2 separate regions of the Homo sapiens genome follow, and region 1 is linked to region 2. A link is a contact called in ENCODE Hi-C or POLR2A ChIA-PET data. All regions are on one chromosome and are shown on one strand. Each heading gives the region's core, a stretch centred on a gene start or an enhancer-like site at or near the end of the contact. The rest is flanking DNA. Distances are from core to core; before and after follow the strand shown.

Region 1 (4,845 bases), core at 26-2,525, 73 kb before region 2:
GGGAAAAAGAAAAGCGAGGGAGTTTTTAAGTAAACAAGTGACAGCATCAGATCTGTTTCTGAAAGGAGTGGCCAGGCAGGAAGATGTTCGCCCTTTCCTAGTCAGTCCTCCTCTCGCCCACCATCTTCTGTTTCTCAGGCTGCCTGCACAGCTAGCAGGTGGCAAACGAAGCCATCTCCAGGGTGATGTGGACTGGTTCTAGAGCCGGAATCCCTCTCCTGAGCAAAGGCTTCTGATGGCGTTCACCCTGCAGAGGGTGGATTTGCACATTCTTCTTTTCCTGTCTTACAAATATCATCAGTGATCTCAAAAATAAAAACGAAACCCTCAAGACAGGACTCTGCTCTGCTATTTTTTTTTTTTAATCTTCAGGAGATATAATTAGTAACTAATTTTTTCAAAAAAAATTTTTTATTTACCGAAAGTAAAAAGGGAGGGGACCTGCGTTCTCAATTGGCCTATTCTGAATTCTGGGCAGCTCTCAGCCCTTATTTCCCTTCTTAAACAGCCTCAACAGTTGGGAGAGGGCGGCAAGGAGAGGGGCCTGGGAGACGGGCCGGGGGACCGAGGGAGGTGGACTTGAAGGGAAAGAAAAGTTGGTCACTGCAAAAGCAAATTTTCTCATGCCAAGAGTTTTCCTCTTTCCTCCCATTAAATGGACCTGAGCAAATTCTGTTCTCGCCGTTCTAAGTTTCTTCTCTGAGAATCAACTCTGGCAGTGCCCTGGCCTGGTCCCAGAAGGACGCATGCAAAGTTCCTGGGCAGTCGCGAGGGGTCGGCACTCGGGCCGGCACGTTTCCGGGGACCCCCTCCCCGCGACGGACCCGCAAGGATGCACAATCAACCTGCAGGCGCCCGCAGGCTTCTACCCGGAAAAGATGGCTTAGGGCTTCGGGCTCCGGGCTCTGGGCTGTGGCCCGGGACCCCTCCCACCGCCCCCGGGAGCCGCTCCCCCTTCCGGAGCCCACCCGGGCGCAGCGGCCGCGAACACTCACAGAGTCGGGCGTTGGGCGGGACCGCTGGGGACGAGGACAGCGGCTCCGCCTCGGCTCCGCGGCGGCGTTTCGGGCCGCCACTAGCCCTCAGGGCCGCCGCCCGGCCCGCGGCTCCGAGCCCCGCGGCGGCGGCGGCGGCCTCGCCTCCATGGCGAGGGGAAGCGGCTGAGGGGCGACTGGGCGGGCGACAGTGATGGCGGCAGCGGCCGGGGTCCGAGCGCGATCGCGCGCGCGCGCGTCTCTGTCAGCGCCGCACTCGCCGCAGCCTCGCTCCCGACCCGGCCTTGGCTGTAAGACGCGTGTTCATTGGCTGTTCAGAGACAGGCGCTGGTTGGCCGACAGCGAACGGGCGTCTCCGGCCCGCGCGGGCCCCGCCCTTGCGCTCCGCTGGGCGCTCACTTGCCGGCTGGGGCGCCGAACCCGGTCGCACGTTCTCCTGGTAGCTCCAGAGGGGTTCGCCCCGGGGCTGCCCAGTCCTTCGGGAAGCTGGACCCCGGAAGGACCGGCTGCGAGTGCACCAGTGCCTTCAGCCATTCTACAGTCACAGGCCTCATGACTTGGGCCTTCTTCCCAGTTTACAGATCAGGAAACCGAGGCCAGGCACAAACTACACCAATGTCTAGCCACCAGGGCGGCCTGCAACTCGAGAGCCATCTTCCTAACCCTCTCCAAACGTGATACTGTGGGTCTTTTTTTTCCCTCCCCTAATTGCTGCAAAGAACGACGGATCTCACTGGGGAGGGAGAGGAACCTGCCAAGTCCCTAGAACGGATCTGGCTCCGTGGGTGTCGTCTTATATCAAGTCAGCCCACGCCGTCCCCACCCGAGCTCCAGGGTAATCTCCCCCGCTTTCCAGATGCGCATGCTGGGGCCCCGCTCGCCACCGAGCTGAGTAGAAGCACAACACATGGTGCTCTGCGATGGAGGTGCCTTTTGCGATACGCCTGGCGGGGGAGGGGAGGCTCAAAACGCAGAGAGGAGCCAGAGTGCGCCCTCCCCCGGCCGGGGTTGGGGCGCGTACCCCCTTCCCGGCGCTCCCGGCACGGCGTCTGGTGCGTGACACCCGCGAAGCAATCGCTCAGTCCATCCAGCGGCAGCAGGTTCCTACACGGATCCCCGCGGGTGCTGCAGGACCTGAGCGTCTGCGGCTGAAAGCCGATTACGCAGTCGAGATAGGTGGTGGCAAATGCGACATTTCGCCGGGTTGTGATCCCCAGTAGGGACCCCTGGACATTCCGAGACCCGCGCAGGGCGAGCGGCTGGGCGTCTGCAGGCAAAAGACAGATTGCACAGTAGCGCACAAACCGAGCTTGCGGGTAGGGGACGCTTTATCCCAGACCCAGAGTCTGCGGTTCCCGGGGTAGGTGGCGGCGAGTCTCTCCTCCAGACCGGGCAACCCCTGAGTCCCCCTCACGCACCCCAGGCCGGAAGGAGTCCCACATTCGGGGCGCCCCCGGGGAAGGGTTGTGACCGGCGGCAACTCTTCATGGCAGGAAACACTGCGGCGCAAAAGGGGCTCCCAGCAGCCCCCACCATCTCCAGTCCTACCATCTCCGGTCCCCACCACCGCCTTCTGTTGGGGCGCCAGTTAGGGACTCTGTGCCCCACTCCTCCGTATTGTGGGCTCACATCAGCAGCCCCTACCATCTCCAGTCCTACCATCTCCGGTCCCCACCACCGCCTTCTGTTGGGGCGCCAGTTAGGGACTCTGTGCCCCACTCCTCCGTATTGTGGAATAAGTTAGTCCATGCTAACCAGAGCCAGGGCCTGGGAATATGGGTGGGGCGGGCCTCAGGCCGTCCCCTCCCCAGCAGGGAAGTCTCTCCTTGAGTGGGAGTTGTGACTCTCTCTCCCTCTCAGCAGGGCCAGCCTAGAGGTGAGGGTGAAATGGCCGAACCCGACACCTCTGACCAATAGACACTCCAGCCCAAAGGCCCAGAGTCCACACGCCTACTCTCCTAACGCTCAGACCCCAGTGAGGGTGGATCCTTCCCCACGCCCAACATTCACATATCCCCTTAAGTCCAAACTCAATCTATCCCGCAACACCGAATGGAAAAGTGAAAAGCAGGAAGTCAAAGTGTGAAAACCCCTAACAAGTAATGACTGCAAACGCAGGAGGTACCTCAGTAGCTGGGATAGCAGCCCTATGCTCTAGAACCAAACCCCACCAGCTTACTTTTGCCTTATATCTAATTTACACTATTATTTCTTAATATGTTTCTTTTTGTTGATTAGTTTTTTTTTACTTTTTATTTGTATTACCCTAGAAGGGGTTGACATGCTACTTATATTTTTAATATAACTGAAATAGTGATTGCAGTAAGTGTTCATCTTTGAGATTATCTGAAGGACCCCTTTTGGATATGACCACACTTGGAAAAATTGTTGTTGGGCGTGGTAGTCAAAGAGCCCGGGGTTTCCAGCCCCACCATGTGCTGGGTGACCTGAGCCTCCCTCTGCAACTCTTCCTGGAACTTCCCAGGGCTGTATTGAGAATTAGGCATGTTCAGCTTGGCAAGTAACCCATTCTCAGGAAATGAAAGTTCTTTCTCTCCCCATGAGACAGCTGCACTATGGTCAAAGCATTTGTGGGGTGTGCACAGGGGTGACAGAACTACAGACCAAGGAGAACTACAGACCCTGGAGACCCTGGGAAGGAGGGTTCAGCTCAGCAACCACACAGATGCTGTTTCCATTGGAAGAAGACAGAGCCCCCTCCTCAGCTGCCTGCCTGTAGAGACCTGCCCAGCCCTCCATCCTACTTGGCTCCCAGAGTGTCCTGAGCTCCCTCGCCCATCATCATCACAGAGTAAAGGGTTATCCTGGAAGAGAAGAGAACTGAGGAAGGGAAAGGAGGCAGTTTCCTGTGCCCAAGCCTACCCAAATGGGGGACTGCAGAGCCCTCCTACTCCTAGTCCTGCATTAGTCCCAACCCACAGGAGCACATACCTACAGGTAGGCATTTCGCAGCCACCCCACAGGTGCCCCAACAGTCACAGGGTTTATGAGCAAAGGAGAGGATCAGGAGAGCTGGAGGATGGGGGGAAAGGACTCCTGTTTCTTTAGGCAAGTCATTTCCCCTCTCGGGGCCTCCTTTCCCCTTCTAGTAAATGGAACAATGAGTCATTCTCGCAACAAATACTTATTGAGTGCAGACCATGTGCTGGACACAGCAGGGAATAAGACAGAAGAGGACAGAAGAGGCCTCTGCTCTCAGGAGCTTACATTCTGGATAGGAACACAGACAATAAACAAAAGAACAAGAAAATTTCCTAAATGCTGAAATGAAAATAAAGCAAGGCAATAAGATAGAAAGGTGAAGTAAATGAGAGCCAAGTCCCTTTGCAGGCCACACTGTTCAAACCCGAGTTTTTTTTTTCTTTTTTTTGAGACGGAGTTTTTGCTCTTGTTGCCCAGGCTTGAGTGCAATGGCACGATCTCGGCTCACTGCAACCTCTGCCTCCCGGGTTCAAGCGATTCTCCTGCCTCAGCCTCCCGAGTAGCTGGGATTACAGGCATGCGCCACCACGCCTGGCTAATTTTGTATTTTTAGTAGAGACAGGGTTTCACCATGTTGGCCAGGCTGGTCTTGAACTCCTGACCTCAGGCGATCTGCCTGCCTCAGCCTCCCAAAATGCTGGGATTACAGGGGTGAACCACTGCGCCTGGCCAACCCCAAGAGTCTTTCACTGGAACTTTGTATCTAAGAGACTGGACATACAGCCCCTTACCCTGAGAAGGTGAGTTGTAGGAGCCTTTGCTCGATATATATATATATATTTTTAAGACAGAGTTTCACTCATTGCCCAGGCTGGAGTGCAATGGCGCCATTTCAGCTCACTGCAAC
Region 2 (5,122 bases), core at 907-3,406:
CTTAGGGAGAGGCAAAATATTTTGGGGATTTTTCTGAGGACTCTGTACTAGTAGCATATGTGACTCCCCTGAGAGTATGTGAAGGGGAGAAAGTATTTGGGTATGTGGGTGGGAGATTGACTAGGGAATGGAGCAGATGGAGAGGGTGTAGGTGAAGAGTGAGCAGGTTGAGGAGGATGTAATAGGCAAAAGGAAGGATCATCTAAGACATCAGAACCGGGAAGGGAGGACGTTCCTTGGAAGCATACATGACAATTTGTATGTAATTTTGGGTTTGGATTTGGGGATAAAGCAAAAAAGACCTGAACATATGGGACTTCTGAATCCTTTCCAAGGTTCCGGCAAAAAATCAGTTAAGTTGTAAAGTAGCATTGCAATCCCAAGTTTCATTAATTGGCCAAATTGATTGATTAGGGAGCTTGTATTGAACCCAAGCAATATTAGAAAAAAGGATATGCTTTTTAAACTCTTATTTATTTTTTATTTGTATTTTTTGAGACAGAGTCTTGCTGTGTCGCCCAGGCTGGAGTGCTGTGGCGCCATCTTGGCCCACTGCAACCTCCGCCCCCGGGGTACAAGTGATTCTCCTGCCTCAGCCTCCCTAGTAGCTGGGATTATATGTGCCCGCCACATATAATTAGCCCCCTGGCTGATTTTTTTTTTTTTTTTGTATTTTTAGTAGAGACAGGGTTTCGCCATGTTGGCCAGGCTGATCTCGAACTCCTGACCTCAGGTGATCCACTCGCCTCGGCCTCCCAAAGTGCTAGGATTACAGGTGTGAGTCACTGTGCCCGGCCAAGTTTTGCATTTTTAGTAGACTCCCGGTCTTTAACTCCGGACCTCAGGTGATCTGCCTGCCTTGGCCTCCCAAAGTGCTGGGGTTACAGGCATAAGCCATTGTGCTCAGCCTTATATGCTTATTTTTAAGAGTTTGTGGGTCAAAATGAGACCAATGGGACCATTTTTAAGGAGGCAATCCAAGGGCGAGTTGGATGGAACTGAATTAATTGAACCGAAGTTGGGTTTAGACAAGGAACTACAAGATCCCTGAGGCATCCCTGTGTAGAATTGAGATCCACCGCTTCCAGGACAAGGCTTATGGAGTGTTAAAATGAAAGTGCCCTGCCACTCTGACAGGCAATAGCTCTTTTGTCTTGGCCTTGGGGTAATACCGGGGGATGGCGCTTGGCCAGAAACTGTCAGTTGCCAACGAGAACTCAAGCTGGTTCACTGGCAGTCCGAAAACAGAAAAGAGCCCTGGCCAGTCCCTCACCCCTAAGGGCAAGGACAGCCAGGTATCCCTTCTCTAGGGCTTCAGGATCCCACAGAAGAGCTGCCTCCACCGGGACCGGCAGTTCCCCAAAGAGTAAAGAACCAGACCGTGGAAGGAAGCAGAGAGAAAAAGGAAGAGGGAAATCCCAGTGAAGTCCCCGTATGGGCCACCAAGATGCCAGGCGAGGTGTCAGAGCTCCGGAACCGGGAAGTGGTTGGCTCCCGGGTGGTAAAAGAACTTATCAACAACCGTGTAGGTCTGAAAAGGAAAGTTTTATTAGACGGAAAGGACGAGGCAGCAGAGCGCAGTAGGCGCTTCAGCAAGAGAGGACTGAGCTCCCTGCGGGGAACTGCAGGGTAATTTGGACCACATTAGTCACTTAGGTCATGGTAAATGGTTACATTTGTCGATATTTTGGTGCCTTGATGTCAGCAAAGTTTGCACAATGGGTCTTAACGTGCACTCATTCCGGAAACGTACAGAAATTCTAGTTACTTATAAATTCTTGGGACGGAAGCTTGGTACCAGATGTGGCTTTAGACAATAGGGAAGTGTCATTCTGAATTGCTCAGATAAGGGGCTTTGCCTCCTGTTGGTCGACTTGATGGCCACCAGGTGATCTCTGGTCTCTTCAGTGTGGCTTTGCAGACTATAAAGGCGCAGCGCGCCAACGAGGCGGGTTGGCCCCAGACGGCGGAGAGGAAGGGCAGAGTCGGCGGTCCTGAGACTTGGGGCGGCCCCTTGGAGGTCAGCCCCGCTCGCTCCTCCCGGCCCTCTCCTCCTCTCCGAGGTCCGAGGCGGGCAGCGGGCTGTGGGCGGGCAGGAGGCTGCGGAGGGGCGGGGGGCAGGAAGGGGCGGGGGGCTCGGCGCACTCGGCAGGAAGAGACCGACCCGCCACCCGCCGTAGCCCGCGCGCCCCTGGCACTCAATCCCCGCCATGTGGGGGCTCCTGCTCGCCCTGGCCGCCTTCGCGCCGGCCGTCGGCCCGGCTCTGGGGGCGCCCAGGAACTCGGTGCTGGGCCTCGCGCAGCCCGGGACCACCAAGGTCCCAGGCTCGACCCCGGCCCTGCATAGCAGCCCGGCACAGCCGCCGGCGGAGACAGCTAACGGTGAGTTCCCCGACCGACGGTCCGCTCCCCCGCAAGCCGACTGCCCGGCTCTCCTGCCCCGTGGGGCGATCCCTCCCTAACACGCGGGCACACGCACACCCACGCACACTCACAGTCATGCACACTCACCCCGCACGCACACTCGCACTCACGCGCACACACGCGCGCGCACTCACACACATTCACACACGCGCACACTTGCACTCACACGCGCGCGCATTCACACGCATGCACACACACGCACACTCACACGCGCGTGCGCGCACACACAGTGCACGCGCGCGCACACTCACACTCACAGTGCACACACACATATACACACTCACACTCCCTCAACTCCCTGCTGGGAGCAATGGCTGCTGACTCGGCAGCCCCAGTTCCCTGCCAGACCTAGTCAGCAGTCCCAGGACAGGCGCCAGTGGGATGCTGCCTCTTCCAAGCCCCAAACCTTCCCTTTTCACCAAAGACAAAACAGGCCAGAACTGGCAGGAGGGGAGACAGAGGGGCAGAAGCTCTCAAGGTGCAGAGCAAGACTGCGTAGGAGAGAGTTTGAAGGCGAGGGCTGGAGAGAAAGAACAAAAGGAAAGAAGGGAGAGCCCCTCGCTGAGGCTGCCGGGAGGATGGGGCAGAGCGGGAGAGGAAGGCAGCCCGACCTCCCAGCTTTCCAGATGTGGAATAGGAGAGGAGGAGCGCAAGCGGAGGGCACTCAGGGGCTTCTAGAGGAGGCAAGTGGAGGAGGGTCTTGAAGGGTGATGTCCCCGAGTCAGGGGAGTCTGGAGAGAGAGAGAGAGAGAGGGCTGCCAAGAAGGAAGCGGCGGGCAAAGGCACAGGGGCACCAGATGCGGAAATGGGCAGCCTGTTCTGGAGGCAGCTGTGGAGCTTCGATGGGTACCCCCAGCACCTGCCTGGGCAGAGCCTTGTGCTGAAGGGCCGGCGGGCAGGCCCAGCCCTGAAAGCCTCGACACCCAGGCAGACATGGATTCCAGGACAGGCCATCTGAGCCCAGAGAGCAGACACAACAATGGAAGCGGCACAGGGGTTTTGGGGCATGATGCTGAGTCTGGAGCTAAGAAAGCCTCCTTGGAAAGGCATCTGGGCTGAGATGCAAAGGAAGAATGGGAATTAGGTGAAAAAATCAGAGGCGAGGGGTAGCATTACAGGGGAGGGGATAGCTAGTGCAGAGGCCCGGAGGTAAAGTGCCAGACTCAGCTCTTTGGAGCAACCGAACAGTTTCTAGAGGCTGGGTGCAGCTCTCCATTGGATTAGAGGTTCACAGGGGAGGCTGGCCAAGCATGTAGTTACATCAGGGAGGAGAAGGAGGAGCCAAGGAAGTGACTGGAGAGGCAGGTTGGGGTCAGATTGCAGGCCTTTGATGTCCTGTGAAGGCTGTTAGATCCTGGTGGTGTGGCCTGCTGTGGGCTCACATGTCTTCTTGGGCTGGCAGACCTTTCCATCCGGGGTTTCACCATTCTTCCTTTCCCCCATGCTGTGCCTCTCGGACCCCAAGGGACCTCAGAACAGCATGTCCGGATTCGAGTCATCAAGAAGAAAAAGGTCATTATGAAGAAGCGGAAGAAGCTAACTCTAACTCGCCCCACCCCACTGGTGACTGCCGGGCCCCTTGTGACCCCCACTCCAGCAGGGACCCTCGACCCCGCTGAGAAACAAGAAACAGGTACTTCCTCTCCAGGGGCCCAGCCCAGACTTGCAGCCCCTGGGGCACTTTACCAGCACAGCTCTTGGCCTCATGGGCACCGGCACGCCCCTTGCTTGCCTAGCGCAGGAGCAACCTTAGGCTCAGCTTCCCACCTGCCCTGGCTACCCTCCCTCTGGTCCTGTCTCACTGTTCTATCCCCGCCCCAGGCTGTCCTCCTTTGGGTCTGGAGTCCCTGCGAGTTTCAGATAGCCGGCTTGAGGCATCCAGCAGCCAGTCCTTTGGTCTTGGACCACACCGAGGACGGCTCAACATTCAGGTCAGTAATCCTGGCTCGGAGCCATGGTCTCAGGGTAGGGAAGGCAGCCCCTGGGAGCTTCTCTCCTGCCTCCTCTCTGTCCTGGCCTGCCCCACTCTGTCCAACTGGGCCTGACCACCATGTCCTGTGTCTGCAGTCAGGCCTGGAGGACGGCGATCTATATGATGGAGCCTGGTGTGCTGAGGAGCAGGACGCCGATCCATGGTTTCAGGTGGACGCTGGGCACCCCACCCGCTTCTCGGGTGTTATCACACAGGGCAGGAACTCTGTCTGGAGGTGAGGCAGACTAACCCTAGGTCAGGAGGTCACAGAAGGACTGGGGTGGGAGTCCTGGGGGCACCGATGATCTCTCTCCACCTCTCCTGCCAGGTATGACTGGGTCACATCATACAAGGTCCAGTTCAGCAATGACAGTCGGACCTGGTGGGGAAGTAGGAACCACAGCAGTGGGATGGACGCAGTGAGTGGTCCCACTGTGGCTGGGGCCTCCATGCTGGGAGTTGGGCACCCAGTCCAGGCTAGGCTGAGGCTCCTCTGAGGACAAGGAATAGACGCCAGCTTAGGCTTCCCAGGGGGGTGTGGCTTGTTGTCAAGAGGGTGGCACACGGCAGGCACCATTGGGAGCCAGCTGCTTTGGGACATGCCCACATCCTCCCCAGATAATGCCACCACAGGGTGGGTGCTGCTTCACGGTACAGCTTCCTCCTGGCGTGCCCCTTCTGGCCCGGGGCCTCTGGTCCACATCACTTCTTGCCTTCTCGTGGTTC

What was found. A loop is a pair of places that touch in the nucleus more often than their neighbours do. ChIA-PET counts read pairs that join two places held with the same protein, here RNA polymerase II (POLR2A). Pooled maps may share reads with other maps.
Region 1: a pooled map shows a loop between it and region 2 (10-fold over the local background). The contact joins the promoter of PTPRA here to the promoter of CPXM1 in region 2. A Hi-C loop is called at or near these places in 13 of 37 single-sample maps with no recorded cell type and 8 of 50 pooled maps. POLR2A ChIA-PET finds 5 or more read pairs at or near these places in 6 of 52 experiments (A549, H1, HEK293T and 2 more).

What each region holds. Positions count from the first base shown.
Region 1 is chr20:2,869,911-2,874,755 of GRCh38, reverse strand. PTPRA (protein tyrosine phosphatase receptor type A) reads right to left here and starts at 1,275. Exons shown (of 24, transcript NM_001385305.1): 1 at 996-1,275. RefSeq lists silencers at 802-1,081, 1,092-1,141, 1,322-1,391, 2,012-2,151 and enhancers at 636-1,265, 1,266-1,897, 1,898-2,527, 2,528-3,159.
Region 2 is chr20:2,797,661-2,802,782 of GRCh38, reverse strand. CPXM1 (carboxypeptidase X, M14 family member 1) reads left to right here and starts at 2,156. Exons shown (of 14, transcript NM_019609.5): 1 at 2,156-2,382; 2 at 3,890-4,057; 3 at 4,246-4,355; 4 at 4,492-4,631; 5 at 4,725-4,815. The coding sequence starts at 2,211. RefSeq lists enhancers at 1,613-2,598, 2,599-3,586, 3,587-4,574.